3 separate regions of the Homo sapiens genome follow, and all the other regions are linked to region 2. Evidence: chromatin contacts called from ENCODE Hi-C or POLR2A ChIA-PET data. All regions are on one chromosome and are shown on one strand. The core of a region is the stretch at or near the end of the contact, and the rest is flanking DNA. Distances in the headings are between cores, read along the strand shown. Region 1 overlaps ZNRF2 (zinc and ring finger 2). Region 2 overlaps NOD1 (nucleotide binding oligomerization domain containing 1). Region 3 holds the start of GGCT (gamma-glutamylcyclotransferase).

What was found. Hi-C counts contacts between places; a loop is a spot of excess contacts on that map. ChIA-PET counts read pairs that join two places held with the same protein, here RNA polymerase II (POLR2A). Pooled maps may share reads with other maps.
Region 1: a loop to region 2 is called in a map of CD14-positive monocyte, with 3 times the contacts of the local background. The contact joins two enhancer-like sites. A Hi-C loop is called at or near these places in 3 of 168 maps with a recorded cell type or tissue (B cell and CD14-positive monocyte), 2 of 37 single-sample maps with no recorded cell type and 5 of 50 pooled maps. POLR2A ChIA-PET finds 5 or more read pairs at or near these places in 3 of 52 experiments (B cell, activated T-cell and naive thymus-derived CD4-positive, alpha-beta T cell).
Region 3: a map of ascending aorta shows a loop between it and region 2 (2.2-fold over the local background). The contact joins the promoter of GGCT here to the enhancer-like site in region 2. A Hi-C loop is called at or near these places in 4 of 168 maps with a recorded cell type or tissue (B cell, ascending aorta, left cardiac atrium and 1 more) and 12 of 50 pooled maps. POLR2A ChIA-PET finds 5 or more read pairs at or near these places in 6 of 52 experiments (BJ, PC-3, T-cell and 3 more).

Annotation. Positions count from the first base shown.
Region 1 is chr7:30,345,522-30,350,142 of GRCh38, reverse strand. The region is part of intron 2 of ZNRF2 (zinc and ring finger 2); the gene reads right to left. Among named protein-coding and RNA genes, the nearest start is that of LINC01176, 43 kb to the left of the region's middle. RefSeq lists a silencer at 1,696-1,990. Within about 2 kb of position 1,927, at least 14 of the 41 ENCODE cell types and tissues checked have a DNase peak (open chromatin) inside an H3K27ac peak, as active enhancers do; they include B cell and CD14-positive monocyte, where a contact is called at or near this core.
Region 2 is chr7:30,431,791-30,436,695 of GRCh38, reverse strand. It overlaps NOD1 (nucleotide binding oligomerization domain containing 1), which reads left to right. Exons shown (of 14, transcript NM_006092.4): 11 at 615-698; 12 at 3,517-3,600. Among named protein-coding and RNA genes, the nearest start is that of LINC01176, 43 kb to the right of the region's middle. RefSeq lists an enhancer at 2,274-2,413. Within about 2 kb of position 3,528, at least 18 of the 41 ENCODE cell types and tissues checked have a DNase peak (open chromatin) inside an H3K27ac peak, as active enhancers do; they include B cell, CD14-positive monocyte, ascending aorta and 1 more, where a contact is called at or near this core.
Region 3 is chr7:30,503,575-30,508,351 of GRCh38, reverse strand. GGCT (gamma-glutamylcyclotransferase) reads left to right here and starts at 3,523. Exons shown (of 4, transcript NM_024051.4): 1 at 3,523-3,783. The coding sequence starts at 3,643. RefSeq lists enhancers at 3,048-3,137, 2,557-3,435, 3,578-3,787, 3,436-4,315 and a silencer at 3,938-4,117.

The sequences.
Region 1 (4,621 bases), core at 678-3,177, 85 kb after region 2:
ACATAGCTTTCTTGGGCCTTTTTGCTCCTAACTTACCTTAAAAAGCTAACTCAGGATTAAGTATTTTATAAGTATTGAGTATTTACCTAACAAGCCACAAGTAGTCACACAAGTTGTCTAGGAAATTATTAGATTACCAAGTTATTTCCCAACCATGAAATCAAACTAAGATAATTTTCCTATGCCCTCTCATTGTCACAAATCAACAATAAACTAAAACTTAAAATCAATTACACTGATTTGTTAAAACCTAAACAAATATTTTCCTAAATGAGTTGTCTACATGAACAAGAAAAAAAATGGAACTATTGAATACAGACCAAAATAGAATAAAGTATACTTTGAAGTAAAATTTCAGGTTCATTTCTATTCAATCACTAGGAGAGAAAAGCACCAGTCCTGAAAACACAACAAAGCTAATATCTTTATCTGATTTTCAAGCTTATTACTGTATACTTTTAAAATTAGACAAATGTTTAAATTTTAATGTATGTAGGCTCATAGTGGCAATAAAAGAGTCCAGCAATCTGGGTAATACGTAGCAATTTTTTTTTTTTTAATTTACAGTTTAGTTTCAAACTCCAACTCTTCCAATTTATTATGGAATATAACAGGATAACAGTACCTACCTCACAGGGTAGTGGTAGAAATAAATAATACCTCTCAAATGCCTAGTGAGATACCTGGAACAGAGCAGGTATGTTCTGAACACTAGCTACGTGATTATTCGCAAGAAGGGAGTCTGAGTTTGTTTTCTGCAATCTTAAGTGGTAATAATGATAAAACCTGCTTGACCTGTCTCTTAGGATCCTTGTGAAGATCTTAGGAGATAATGCAAATGAAGGCAGTCTCATGGAAAAAGAACAGGCTTGAGCTTTGGACAAGTCACAAACCTCTTTGAGCCTCATTTTCATAAAATAAATTGCAAGTGATAATACCTACATCTCACATGGTCTTTAATACGGATGATTAAAAATAAATCTAATGAATGTGAAAATGTGTAAAAGGCACTAAATGTTAGCTGATTGTAAACAAAATTTTACTACAGCAATATTGAAATAAGCTGGAAAATGCCAATTCACACAGCTATGACAACATACAACAATAAATATCAAATGTTACATCAGAACTATCATTACATTTATAAATCTGGATTCGATATCATTTTGTTAGAATGAATTTGAGGAGTAGTATTACAATGTGCATATCTACTACTGTTTTTGTTGAAAGTGAAGTATGTAAGTAAGGCTTTTTCTCTTCTGCTTCTTCTAGAGGCTATGAGATAATTAGCAGGCTGACTATAATCAGTATGCATGGGTCACAAACTCAGATGCCTAAAGATGCAGCTCATCTTAACTATTTTATAAGAAAAAAGAATAGTACAATTGTAACAATAAATGCCTGTTGAATTTGGTCTTGGTTTCAGGGATTTTTAGAGAATGGAAGCAAACCGGTACATGTAGTCCTATCAAAAAGGGGCAGCTGCTTTTACGAGTAGAATGCCATGGGAAAATAAAGGCCCAGGGTGGCCAGATGTATATTAAAGCAGGTGGAAATATAGGTATTCAGATGAATATTCTCATTTGTGAATGCTCAAAAAACATTTCTGATGCTGTGTAAGCAAAATAAAACATGGCTGTGAGTCAGATGTGGCCAATCCTTTGCCACCTCTGTATTAAAGAAACAGGGTAAATTCTATGAGGGCAGGGGACCTTGTAGATTTAGCTTATCCCAGCATGCAGCATAGTGTTTTGCACATTCTAAGTGCTCAATAAATATTTTTTGAACAACTAATGAAGCAACCGATCTCAGAAGACTAAGGAAAACACCAAGCAACAAGTGAAGAGCCAATGAACAGAGAAAATGCCCCAAAGCAATGGGTTGTTGTTGCCACTGACTTGAGCACTTTGACTGCTTGTGGTTTTGGTGACTCAGCTGAAGTCAGATCTTTTTTTTTTTTTTTTTTTTAACATTTTTAAGTGTATTGACTTCTTTATACAGGAAGTGCGTGTCAGCCACTCAACCAAAAAGTACTGAATATATAAATGTGCCAAGTTTACCAATAAATGCTTGCATGTTTATTAGTATATGTGGGTGAAGTATTAAAAGTATGTATGAACAGGAAAAATATTTAAAATGTCCATTCCTGAGATATTAAGGCAAAACATAAAATTCTAACATATTTAGAAAAATCAAGTATCTAAGAACCAGCAGCTCTGGCTAAATTAGAACTTATGCAACATGAACAACTGAGAAATCTTTCTTGATCCCCTTTACCTTGCTCCTAAACTACTAAAATAACTGTGACTAATTGCTGGATCCTGGAGAATATAAATCTAGATTCATCTGAAACCTCAGGTAATGTAACCAACCATGTGAAAATCAAGAAACAGCAAGTGTGAAGTTATTTTGTTTTATTTTATTTTTTTTGAGACAGAGTCTTGCTCTGTTACTTGGGCTGGAGTGCAGTGGTACAATCTCAGCTCACTGCAGCCTCTGCCTCCTGGGCTCAAGCGATTCTCCTGCCTCAGCCTCCAGAGTAGATGAGACTACAAGCATGTACCACCATGGATTTTTTTTTCTTTTTAATTGTTCTAAGGAAAGGGTGAAAAACACATTGATTTGGGAAAAGGTTTATTTCTTTTCACTGGACTTGGTCAATGTCCTCTAATCCTTAAACTGCCCAAGCAGTCAGCAGTACCTAAGTGAATCTAACAGAGCAGGGAGGAAGGCTGCTCTCACTGACACTGAAAGCACCAGAAAGAAGCCAGAGTTGGGATGAAAATGAAAACTCTCCCTGCTCCAAGGAACAATTTCCAAATTCAAACAAAAATTCTTCGTGTGACAGGCTACTGACCAACAGGCTCACAAAAGAGAAATAACTTTCATTCTATTTTTTTCTATTTGAGAAAAAAGATAACAGTATGACCGACATAGGTAATGAGAGATTCTGTAACTCGTAACATTATATAACTGAGAAAGATCATTAACTATGTAAGTATATGCAGGAATGGATGAGGGGGAATCACACCAAAAAATTTAAATAGGCACCTACTATAGGGACAGAATAAATGAGGGAAGACAGGAAGGAAGGAGGCAACAATGATGACAACTTTACCAGTAAAAATTCCTAGAATGAAAAAACCCGTAATTTTTCAATTTAATATTTCAGAGGCAGTGAAAAAGTCACTGAAAATAACAAATTAGTAGTCTAGAATAAATATCATGTAAGTAACTCCAAAGAAACCAAAAATCATTAATAAAACTGTAAGAAGACAAATCTAAAAACTCTAATATTAAAATTACAGAAGTCACAGGAAGAATAAAAGGAACAAACAAAAAACAATCAAAGAAATACTAGAAGAAAGTAATCCCTAGGCTAAATAAGACTTGATTTTAGACTGAAAGGGCTCATGAAGTCTCAAGCAGGATGAATTAGAGATAGGAATAGAGTGAAAAAACACTTAAATAGATGCAGGATTAATTAGAGATGGGAGTACGGTGAAAAAACAAAAAAATTCTGGCTTTCAAAAATAGAAATTATGTTGTAAGCTTCCAAATGGAAAGACTAGGTTATTAAAATTAAAAAAAAATAGTGAGACAAAGCCAGACTTCTTATCTACAATACTGCAAGTTAAAAAGTAGAATAACTTTGGCCAGGCACAGTGGCTCATGCCTATAATCCTAGCACTTTGGGAGACCGAGGCAGGCGGATCACCTGAGGAGTTGGAAAACAGCCTGGCCAACATGGTGAAATGCTGTCTCTACTAAAAATACAAAAATTAGCCAGGCGTGGTGGCAGGCACTTGTAATCCTAGCTACTCAGGAGGCTGAGGCAGGAGAATTGCTTGAACCTAGGAGGCAGACGTTGCAGTGAGCCAAGATCGTGCCACTGCATTGCAGCCTGGGCAACAAGAGCAAAATGCCACCACACGCACAAAAAAAAAAAAAAAAAAAAAAAAAAAAAAAAAATCAGACTTAACAGAAAAAAAAAAACACTGAAATTAAAAATCCTATATACACCCAAGATAGCATTCATATGTAAAGGCAAATGAAAAAATATTTTGGGCGTCTAATAGCTCAGAAACTATACTACCCATTAAGACTGTCCAACGAAAATTACTCATGGAAGAGCTCCTAACAAACAAAAATTATAGTAAGAATGAAGATCTCAGTAACAGAAAAATAAAGAGTGTAAACAACAGCAGAGAGCAAGAAAACATGTATAAGCGAAATTAAATCTAAATAGATAATGCTGTATCTGGAACTGTAACGCAACTATGGGTTTTTGAAACAAAAGCAATATTCTGCCAGTAAAAACTTAATGTGAAGTCTAAATTATCTCCTAATAACTAGGACTTGAAGAGAGAGGCAGTGGAGGGTGGGGGAAGTGAACAAGTGTATCAGGGGAAGAACTCAGAGACAATCCCTCATTCTGACAGAATAAAATAACCATGTTTAATGATATACACTAAAGTAAGGTAACCACTAAAAGAACAAAAAGGTGCATAATAGAAGTTCTAAATTAATCTGGAGGAAAGGAAAGCAACTTGATCCAGAAAAGGCTAGGAAGAACAAAGTAAATAATAAATAATTTAAAAAAAAAAGAGAAGGACCACCA
Region 2 (4,905 bases), core at 2,279-4,778:
AGAGGGAGGGTTTCCTAAGTGCAGATGAAACTTAATAAGATGCTGGCCAGCAGATTCCTGCCCCTTCCTTGTCCTCAGGATGATGCTGGAAAAGAGGGACTCTTCCTCTCTATAAATGGGGATGCACCTACCCAGCCCCCGCTTAGGCTGCTGGCCAAATCTTGGGACCTTGGTATGTCCACGGCTCTGCTGCTGTTCTTCCTACCACTGAAAAAGAGTCCAAGAAGGTGGGGACAGTAGCAGAAGAGACTTTGCCAGGTCTTGCAGATGGGGTACCTTGATGGGGCCAGCCTTTAGAAGGACAGCTTGCCAGGCCTCGCCAGCCTCCTGCCCATGTGCAGAAACCTGAGGTGCCGACCCCAGCCCACTGTTGTGTGAGCAGGCTGTGCTGATGACCCATTTCCCGTCCAGCCTGCCCTTGTGCTCTGTGTGTGGGCTCTGGGGCAGCAGCGCCTGGGCACTACTGCTGCAGCTGAACACTTCTGCATCCTGCCCCGAGTGAGCCTGGGCTGGGGCCACAGCCAGGCAGAGGCTTCCCAGCTGTTCTGATGTTGAAGCTAAGATTGAATGTAGATGTGTCTTTAATAATTCACCCCAAGTGTGTTCCTTCCTAGTCTTGCGTCCAACGGCATCTCCACAGAAGGAGGAAAGAGCCTTGCGAGGGCCCTGCAGCAGAACACGTCTCTAGAAATACTGTGGTAATAGCTCGAGTCATTTCATTTGTTTGTTTGTTTTTCTGTGATAGGGTCTTGCTTTGTCGTCCAGGCTTGAGTGCATTGGTGTGATCTCAGCTCACTGCAGCCTCCACCTCCCAGGCTCATTCGAACCTCCCGCCTTGGCCTTCCGAGTCCTGAGACTATAGGCATGCACCACCACACCCAGTTAATTTTAAAATTTTTTGTAGAGATGGGGTTTTGCTATGTTACCCAGGCTGGTCTTGAACTCCTGGGCTCAAGCAGTTCTCCTGCCCTGGCTTCTCAAAGCCCTGGGATTGCAGGTGTGAGCCACTGCACCTGGCACAGAGTCATTTTGGAGGGTTTAGGTCCCAGGAATTATCCCAGGGGCTGCACATGGCCTGGAATCTTAACAGAAAAGGTGTCTCCCAATTGGAAAGGCTCTAGGCCTTTCAGTTAAGTTGATAATTTCCTCCTAGAGAAGAGAATAGCCACTTCTACAAGCATAAACAGGTACAGGAGGAGGAAGTGGGCTCCGGGAGCCTGGATCTGAGGCCTTGGCCTTCTAGGCCCCAGGAGAACTAGAACGCTGGCCATGCAAGCTATCCAGGTATCCTTGGATACCTTCAGATGTGCTTAGCAGAGGCCAACTTCCACACACTTGGCTCAAAATTTTCTCCCTTCCTCCTCTTCATCTGCCTTCCCCCAGGCAGCCTCCTCCTTCCCCAGGTCTTCACATCAGGGTTTGGCCTTTATGCTCCATCCAGCTCATCTGTCACTTGTCACCTGAAGCCCACAGTCCTCGCTCCCTCTCTGCACTCTAGGGCACTTACTAAGTGGATGTGGCCTCCTGAGAGTGTTTTTTGTTGGTGTTCCCTTTTTTATGGCCACTTAATGTTTTATTTTGCTTTATTTGTATTTACATCTCTGTATCATAAATTCCATACAGGTGGCTGGGAGCAGTGACTCACATCTGTAATCCCAGTACTTTGGAAGGCTGAGGTGGGAGGATCGCTTGAGGCCAAGAGTTCGAGACTAGCCTGGGCAATATAGCGAGACCCTCTATCTACAAAAAAAAAAAACATTCCTTACAGGTTAAGTGAGGGAGTTGTATTACAACCCTCCCTATCATCTACTCAGAGCCCAGTGCTCATTTGATCTTGCTAAATTAGTTACTGAGAATAATGACAATATCCTCTTCATGAGAGAGTTTTGACATTAGGCCTGCTGTCCAGTAAGTGCATTTTAAATTCTTTCCCCTCAACAAATCATTTAACATTTTGAAAAGTAGTTTATGTTTTTTGGAAAAAATGTAAGACACTAAAGGAGGACATGAAAGTACCTCCTAAAGTTCCTGCTAAAAGGAGGAAGTGAAAGTACCTCCCTTTGTGTTTTCCAAAATAACCTTTCCTTTCTAGCCTTTTGTTCTATGTATGTTCAAAGATATGCAAAACAGAATAGCATTCAAGCAGTGGCTCTAAAAATATTGTAATCACATACTTTACATGTCTCCTTTAGGGTTTCTCCATCTTGATGCTGTTGACATTTTGGTCCAAGTGATTCTTTATTATGGTAGGGCTGTCCTGTGCATCATAGACGGTTTAGCCGCATCTCTGCCCTGTACCTCCCAGTGGTGAGGATCAAAAATGCCTCCGGACATGGCCAGGTGCCCCATGGAGAGTGAAATCACATGGATAGTAGTAATGTCAACACCTAGAAGCCCTCAAGTGCTGACTGCATGCCATGTGTTATTCTACACTTTTTCCCTGTGTTAACTCACTCAGCCTCACAACCACTCTATACGATCTCTACTGTTAACGTTCACCAGTGAGAAAACTCAGACCCAAAGAACTTAAGCCTGTTGCCCGAGGTCACCCTGCTGGTGGGTGATACAAACCTGCCCAGGCTGAGTCCGGAGTAGATGTCAATGCTGTGTTCTTCTCCCTCCTCATTCTACCTCATTCTCCCTACAAGCTGCACAACATCTCGAATAGATATCACAATATATTTCATCAGTTGTTTCTGATCTAAATTTGTTCAGATTTTACATTAGGATAATACCACAATGCATGCTGCAATGTATAAAGCTTTGTGTGTATATCCTTGCACACTGTAGGGTAAATTTCTAGAAGTCTGATTGTCTTAAAATGAAGCACATTAAAAATTTGGGCAGGCACATCCAAACTGCCCTTCAAGGAATTTTTTTTTTTAAATGTTCTTTCTGTTCTATTCTTCTTCCTAATGATTCTTTCGTCCACTGGCACAAGTGGGTCCTACCCTGTTTACACCAAGGAGCTTTGGTGCTTTATCCAGACCACTTCTGGTTCTAAGGACCATTGAGAGACTTCCTGAACTTTCAGTCACTTAACTTGGGTCCCTCACAAGTTAACTGAGAGCAAAGTACTGAACACATTTTAATGTGCAGTCAGTGACTGTTTCAGGTCTTCAAACTAACTTGGATAACACACTGTCAGTGGTGTTCAAGGGACCCTGGGACTAGAGGAGAACTGAGAAGCAGGCATTGGCCCTTTGTTTTCCGTGGGCCCCCATCTTCCATGAAATCTGAGGGCTCAGCAAAGGTGGGGAGGGAGGGTGGGCTCCTCTACAGGTAGCTGGGCTAAGAAATAGGAGCCCAGGTACAGGATTTGCATTAAAAATGAGTCCCATTGACCTTCTGTGGGGCTGACAGGCTGGGCTTGGAGCCTGGCTGTTTTCTGGGTTCTCAGCAAGTGATCATCTGCATAGCTGGAGAGCCTTGGGCTGAGCTCCCGCTCCTGTGAACTCTAAAACAATGTCTGCCAAGTAGGCTCTCTTGAGTAAATACTTCCTTTTTTTTCCTTAGGCTGACCCAAAATGAACTCAACGATGAAGTGGCAGAGAGTTTGGCAGAAATGTTGAAAGTCAACCAGACGTTAAAGCATTTATGGTAACTCAGAGAGCCTTACAATTTCAGACTGTGCTACTTTTCAAAAGTATTTTTTGAGATAAAATTTACATACTGTAAAATTCACTCTCTTAAAGTATACAATTCAGAGGTTTTTAGTGCAACCATCACCACCTAATTCTAGAACATTTTCACTCCTCCTCCCCACTCCAAAAAGCCCTGGTATCCATTAAGCAGTCACTCCCTGTCCTCCTCCCCAGACCCTGGCAACCACTAATCCGCTTTCTGTCTCTATGGATTTGCCTACTCTGGGCATTTCATATAAATGGAATCAAGCAATATGTGACCTTTTGTCTCTGTGTTCTAGCATGTTTCATTCCTTTTTATGGCTAAATGATAATTCACTCTAAGGAAATTTTGCAGTTTATTAATCAGTTGATGGGACATTTGGGTTGTTTCTACTTTTTGACTATTATGCGTAATGCTACTGTGAACACTCCTGTTCATGCTTTTGGGTGAACATATGTTTTCATCTCTTTTGGGAATATACCTGGGAATAGAATTTCTGGGTCATATGGCAATTCTGTAACTTTTTGAGGAGCCACCAAACTGTTTTCTAAAGTGGATGTACTATTTTACATTCTCGCCAGCAATGTATGTGGATTCCAATTTCTCCACATCCTCACCAACACTTATTATTGTCCATCTTTTAAAATCTAGTTATACTAGTGGATGTGAAGTAATATTGTGGTTTTGATTTGCATTTCCCTGATGACAACAATGTTGAATGTCTTTTTATGTGCCTACTGGGAGTCTGTATAGCTTCTTTGGAGAAATGTCTCCATATCCTTTGCCCATTTTAAAATTGGGTTTGTCTTCTAATGCTGAGTTATAGGGGTTCTCTATATATTCTGGGTGCTAGACCTTTACTAGATACAGGTTTTGCAAGTATTTTCTTTCTTTCTGTGGAGTTTTTCCTCTTTCTTGATAGTGACCTTTAAAGGACAACAGTTTTTAATTTTTGTTTTTTTTGAGATGGAGTCTTGCTCTTGTCACCCAGACAGGAGTGCAGTGGCATGATCTCAGCTCTCTGCAACCTCCACCTCCTGGGTTCAAGCGATTCTTCTGCCTCAGCCTCCTGAGTAGTTGGGATTACAGGCATCAGCCACCATGCCTGTCTCATTTTGTATTTTTAATAGAGATGGGGTTTCACCATTTAGGCCCAGGCTGGTCTTGAACTCCTGACCTCAGGTGATCCACCTGCCTCAGCCTCCCAAAGTGCTGGGATTACAGGCGAAAAGCCACTGCACCTGGCCAATAGTTTTTAATTTTGATGAAGTCCAATTT
Region 3 (4,777 bases), core at 2,274-4,773, 72 kb before region 2:
TTGTGATCTGCCTGCCTCAGCCTCCCAAATTGCTGGGATTACAGGTGTGAACCACCACACCCAGCCACATTTTTAAAATTTCTTTTAATCTAGAGCAGCCATCCCTCAGTGCTGCTTTTTTTCTTTTTAATGACACTGACTTATTGAAGACACTGGGCCATGTGTTCAGTAGGGTGTTCCACCATTTATTCTGGGTTTTTCTGGTTGTTTTCTCCTGTTGTAATTTTATTCTTCTATCCTTGCAGTTCCTGAGACAGGAAGATAGATTTAAAGGCTTGATGATGTTGAGGTTAAAATTTTTTGGAAAGAATACTTCATAGATGATGCTGGAGCTTCATATTGCATCAAATTGGGAGATATTTAATGTCAGGCTGGGCCACTTTTATGGTGATAAGATTGTTCTGGGTTAAGGTAGGAGGGGCAAGATTTCCCTGTGTTGTAAAAATGTAACCAGCAGTAGGCCAGGCGCGGTGGCTCACGCCTGTAATCCCAGTGACAGGTGAAGCCAGCTGGGCTTCTGGGTCGGGTGGGCACTTGGAGAACTTTTCTGTCTAGCTAAAGGATTGTAAACGCACCAATCAGCACTCTGTGCCTAGCTAAAGGTTTGTAAACGCACCAATCAGCACTCTGTGTATAGCTAAAGGTTTTTAAGTGCACCAATCGGGGCTCTGTGTCTAGCTAACCAGGTAGGAGGCTTAGAGAACTTTTCTGTCTAGTTAAAGGATTGTAAATGCACCAATCAGTGCTCTGTGTCTAGCTAAAGGTTTGTAAACACACCAATCAGGGCTCTGTCAAAACAGACCAATCAGCTCTCTGTGAAATGGACCAATCAGCAGGATGTGGGTGGGGCCAAATAAGGGAATAAAAGCAGGCCACCAGAGCCAGCATGGGCAACCCACTTGGGTCCCCCTCCAGGCTGTGGAAGCTTTGTTCTTTTACTCTTTGCACTAAATCTTGCTGCTGCTCACTCTTTGGGTCCGCACCGCCTTTATGAGCTGTAACACTCACCACGAAGGTCTGCAGCTTCACTCCTGAAGCCAGCGAGACCATGAACCCACAGGAAGGAACAACTCCAGACGGGAGGAACGAACAATTCTGGACGGGAGGAACGAACAACTCCGGATGGGAGGAATGAACAACTCTGGACGTGCCACCTTTATGAACTGTAACACTCACCATGAAGGTCTGCAGCTTCACTCTTGAAGTCAGCAAGACCACAAACCCACCAGAAGGAATGAACAACTCCAGATGCACCGCCTTTAAGAGCCGTAACACTCAACCGCGAGGGTCTGCAGCTTCACTCCTGAAGCCAGCGAGACCATGAACCCACAGGAAGGAACAACTCCAGACAGGAGGAACGAACAATTCTGGACGGGAGGAACAAACAACTCCGGATGGGAGGAATGAACAACTCTGGACGAGCCACCTTTATGAACTGTAACACTCACCATGAAGGTCTGCAGCTTCATTCCTGAAGTCAGCAAGACCACAAACCCACCAGAAGGAATGAACAACTCCAGATGCACCGCCTTTAAGAGCCGTAACACTCACCGCGAGGGTCTGCAGCTTCACTCCTGAAGTCAGTGAGACCACAAACCCACCAGAAGGAAGAAACTCCAGACACATCTGAACATCTGAAGGAACGAACTCCGGACACACCATCATTAAGAACTGTAACACTCACCGCGAGGGTCAGCGGCTTCATTCTTTAAGTCAGTGAAACCAAGAACCCACAATTCCGGACACACCAGCACTTTGGGAGGCCGAGGCGGGCAGATCACGAGGTCAGGAGATCAAGACCATCCTGGCCAACATGGTGAAACCCCGTCTCTACTAAAAATACAAAAAATTAGCCAGGCATGGTGGCGGGTGCCTGTAGTCCCAGCTACTCAGGAAGCTGAGGCAGGAGAATGGTGTGAACCCGGGAGGCGGAGCTTGCAGTGAGCCGACATCACACCACTGCACTTCAGCCTGGGCGACGGAGTGAGACTCTGTCTCAAAAAAATAAAAATAAAATAAATAAATTGTAACCAGCAGTAATCCTCAGGGAGTAATTTGGCATCAAGTGAATATCCTGTTCCCTATCACCTTTTCACCAAATGATATCACTGATGATCCTGGCATGAATCAATTATAAAATTCCATTATTCATTTAGGATGACTTAGTTGGCATACTTTTGTAAAGAGAACTGTTTCCTCATCAACTGATGCTCGTCATCAGCTGTATTTCAGTTACCCCGAAATACAGCTGCTACTAGAAAGGCGGAATACCTGTTTGTTTTCTTAAATTATCACTTTGCAGAGTAAAGTTGGTGTAATAGTCACCACCAATAGTGTGGCAAATGAAGTTATAGTTTTTTTTTTAATTTGGATTACTCTTTGGGGGGAATGGCTTTTTTATGTTTAAAGTTTCCAATCATTTTTCAGTTTGCAGTCATTGTTATTTTTGATTCTCAAATTGTTCTAATTTTGGCCAGTGGGCAACTTCAGGCTGGTTCCCATGTCCTTTTAGAAGGACCTCGTTCGTCTTGAGAGGCGTCCTGAGCTTCTGACACAAGATGTTCCAAGTTGTCCTCATTCACTCCTAGCTCCTGACCTGGCATCAGTCATTTCTCGAAGGATCACTTGGTACCTTTTAGTGGGGGGTGGTATTTAGAGATTAATAGCTGGGTGTCAAGGATAGACAATGTTCCTATGCCCTTATGTTCATTCAAAAGTTAACAATATAGGTTTTAAAAAATACACCCAGGATGTGTGTGTGTGTGGGAGGGGGTAACCAAAACACAATATAGGGGTTTCTACTGTGACCCTAACTTATATTATGATCCCGATTTTTAAAAAGAGGAAACGGAGACCAGAGGTGCCCAAAGTTACTTGGCTAGTAAATGGCAGCGTCGGGATTTAAGCCCAGGCATGTAACTTCCATGTAACAGGGAAGGGAGTCCCAAGCATTCAGAGGGGCCGCTCCAGCAGGCGACGGGTCCGTGGAAAGGGGTCAGATTGATGACCAGTGCTGGGGGTGCCGGAACCAGCAGAAAGGGTGAACGGACCCGTCCTGCCCGACTCCTCTAGGCCAGGAAGGCAGGACCCGGCGAGCTGCCGGATGAGGGAGCCGTTGATGGAGTCGCCTGGGCCGCTGTTTCGCCTCAGATCTGACCAGAACTTCCTAAGGCACAGAAAGTACCAAAGAACCACACACAAGCACCCCAGAGCGAAGAAACCAGTCACGCGCCACGACCTTCAGCCAGTGTCCATGGGACCCGACCCGCCTGTGAGGAGTGCCTGTCCACCCCTCAATCAGAGGAAGCCTTGAGCAAGGAGGGGCGGGACATCAGTAGGTCGTGTCCAATGAGGAGCCAGCGCCGGATTGCTTCAGGACAGACTATTTCTGAGTCTCGGCGGAAGGCGGAGGGAAGGCCGTGGGGATGGCCAATCAAAGGGGGCGACTCAGGTCGGTGGGGACCGGCAGCCAATCAGGAGAGCGCTCGCTCCTGACTCGACCGGCCCACGCTTCCCGCCAGTCCCCTAACCCTGAGGCTGCCGCGCGGCGGTCACTGCGCCGGGGTAGTGGGCCCCAGTGTTGCGCTCTCTGGCCGTTCCTTACACTCTGCTTCAGGCTCCAGTGCAGGGGCGTAGTGGGATATGGCCAACTCGGGCTGCAAGGACGTCACGGGTCCAGATGAGGAGAGTTTTCTGTACTTTGCCTACGGCAGCAACCTGCTGACAGAGAGGATCCACCTCCGAAACCCCTCGGCGGCGTTCTTCTGTGTGGCCCGCCTGCAGGTGAGTGCCCCCTCCCGCGCTACCCACGCCGGGGCCGGGATGCCCAGAAGGCGCTTCCTCGGGGGCACACGTGGCCGATCGGGCCAGGAATGCAGTTCTTCTTGATGAGGGTACTAGGACGCGGCTTCCGCCTCCTGGGCGGGTCCACCTCCTCCGCTGCGCCCACTGCCCGGCCCTGCCCGGGCCACGGTGCCCTCTCGGGCTGCCTGGAGCTTTCCCCCTCCTGGCCTTTGCACCGGCTGCTCGGTCTGCACCGATTTGGCCTCTCGTCCACTAACTTAACAGATTGCATACAGTTGGTACTTCTGGAGAGTCTTCTCTGACCCGTGTCTGGGAATTGGTTGCCTTCTGTTCTGTACATAACCTTTGTTACAGCACTTCTCACCTGGCATTGTGAAAATCCGTTTACCTGCCTTTCGCTCCTCATCTAAGAGGTCCTGAAAGCTGGGACCATGTCTTATTTGTAATAATGCTGTGTTCAGTTAGGTCAAGGGGCTGCATGAACTATAACCAGTGTTGGTAAATCATTGCTCTTCAGCCCAGTCCATTCATTCATTTAGTACATATTCTTCCGGCACTTAACACTAAGGGTATAAACATGATTGAGTAAAGTGGCTGTTTCGAGGAACTCTCAGTCTGTAGGACAGAGGTGCAATAGATTATGTTCAAAACCTTTTTGACAGCGTCGAATGAGACAAACATGATCTCTGCTAACATCGTGAGTTCTTAGTTGCAAGCAACAGAAACTGGCTGATTTAAGCAAAAAAAAAAAAAAAAAAAAAAAAAAGAATGTGTTGAAAGGCTATTGGAGAGCTCACAGAATGACCAGGAAGGCAGGAGTACAAAGCTGACAAAACGGACAAGCATAAAGGGAGGCACAGCAACTGTAATACAGTGGGCATCACACAACAGAACCAGCCCACGGAGCCTCTTCCACGCCACTGCTGAACTTGGTAAACGTGGATGCTGTATTGTCCACCACCCCCTGCCCTGG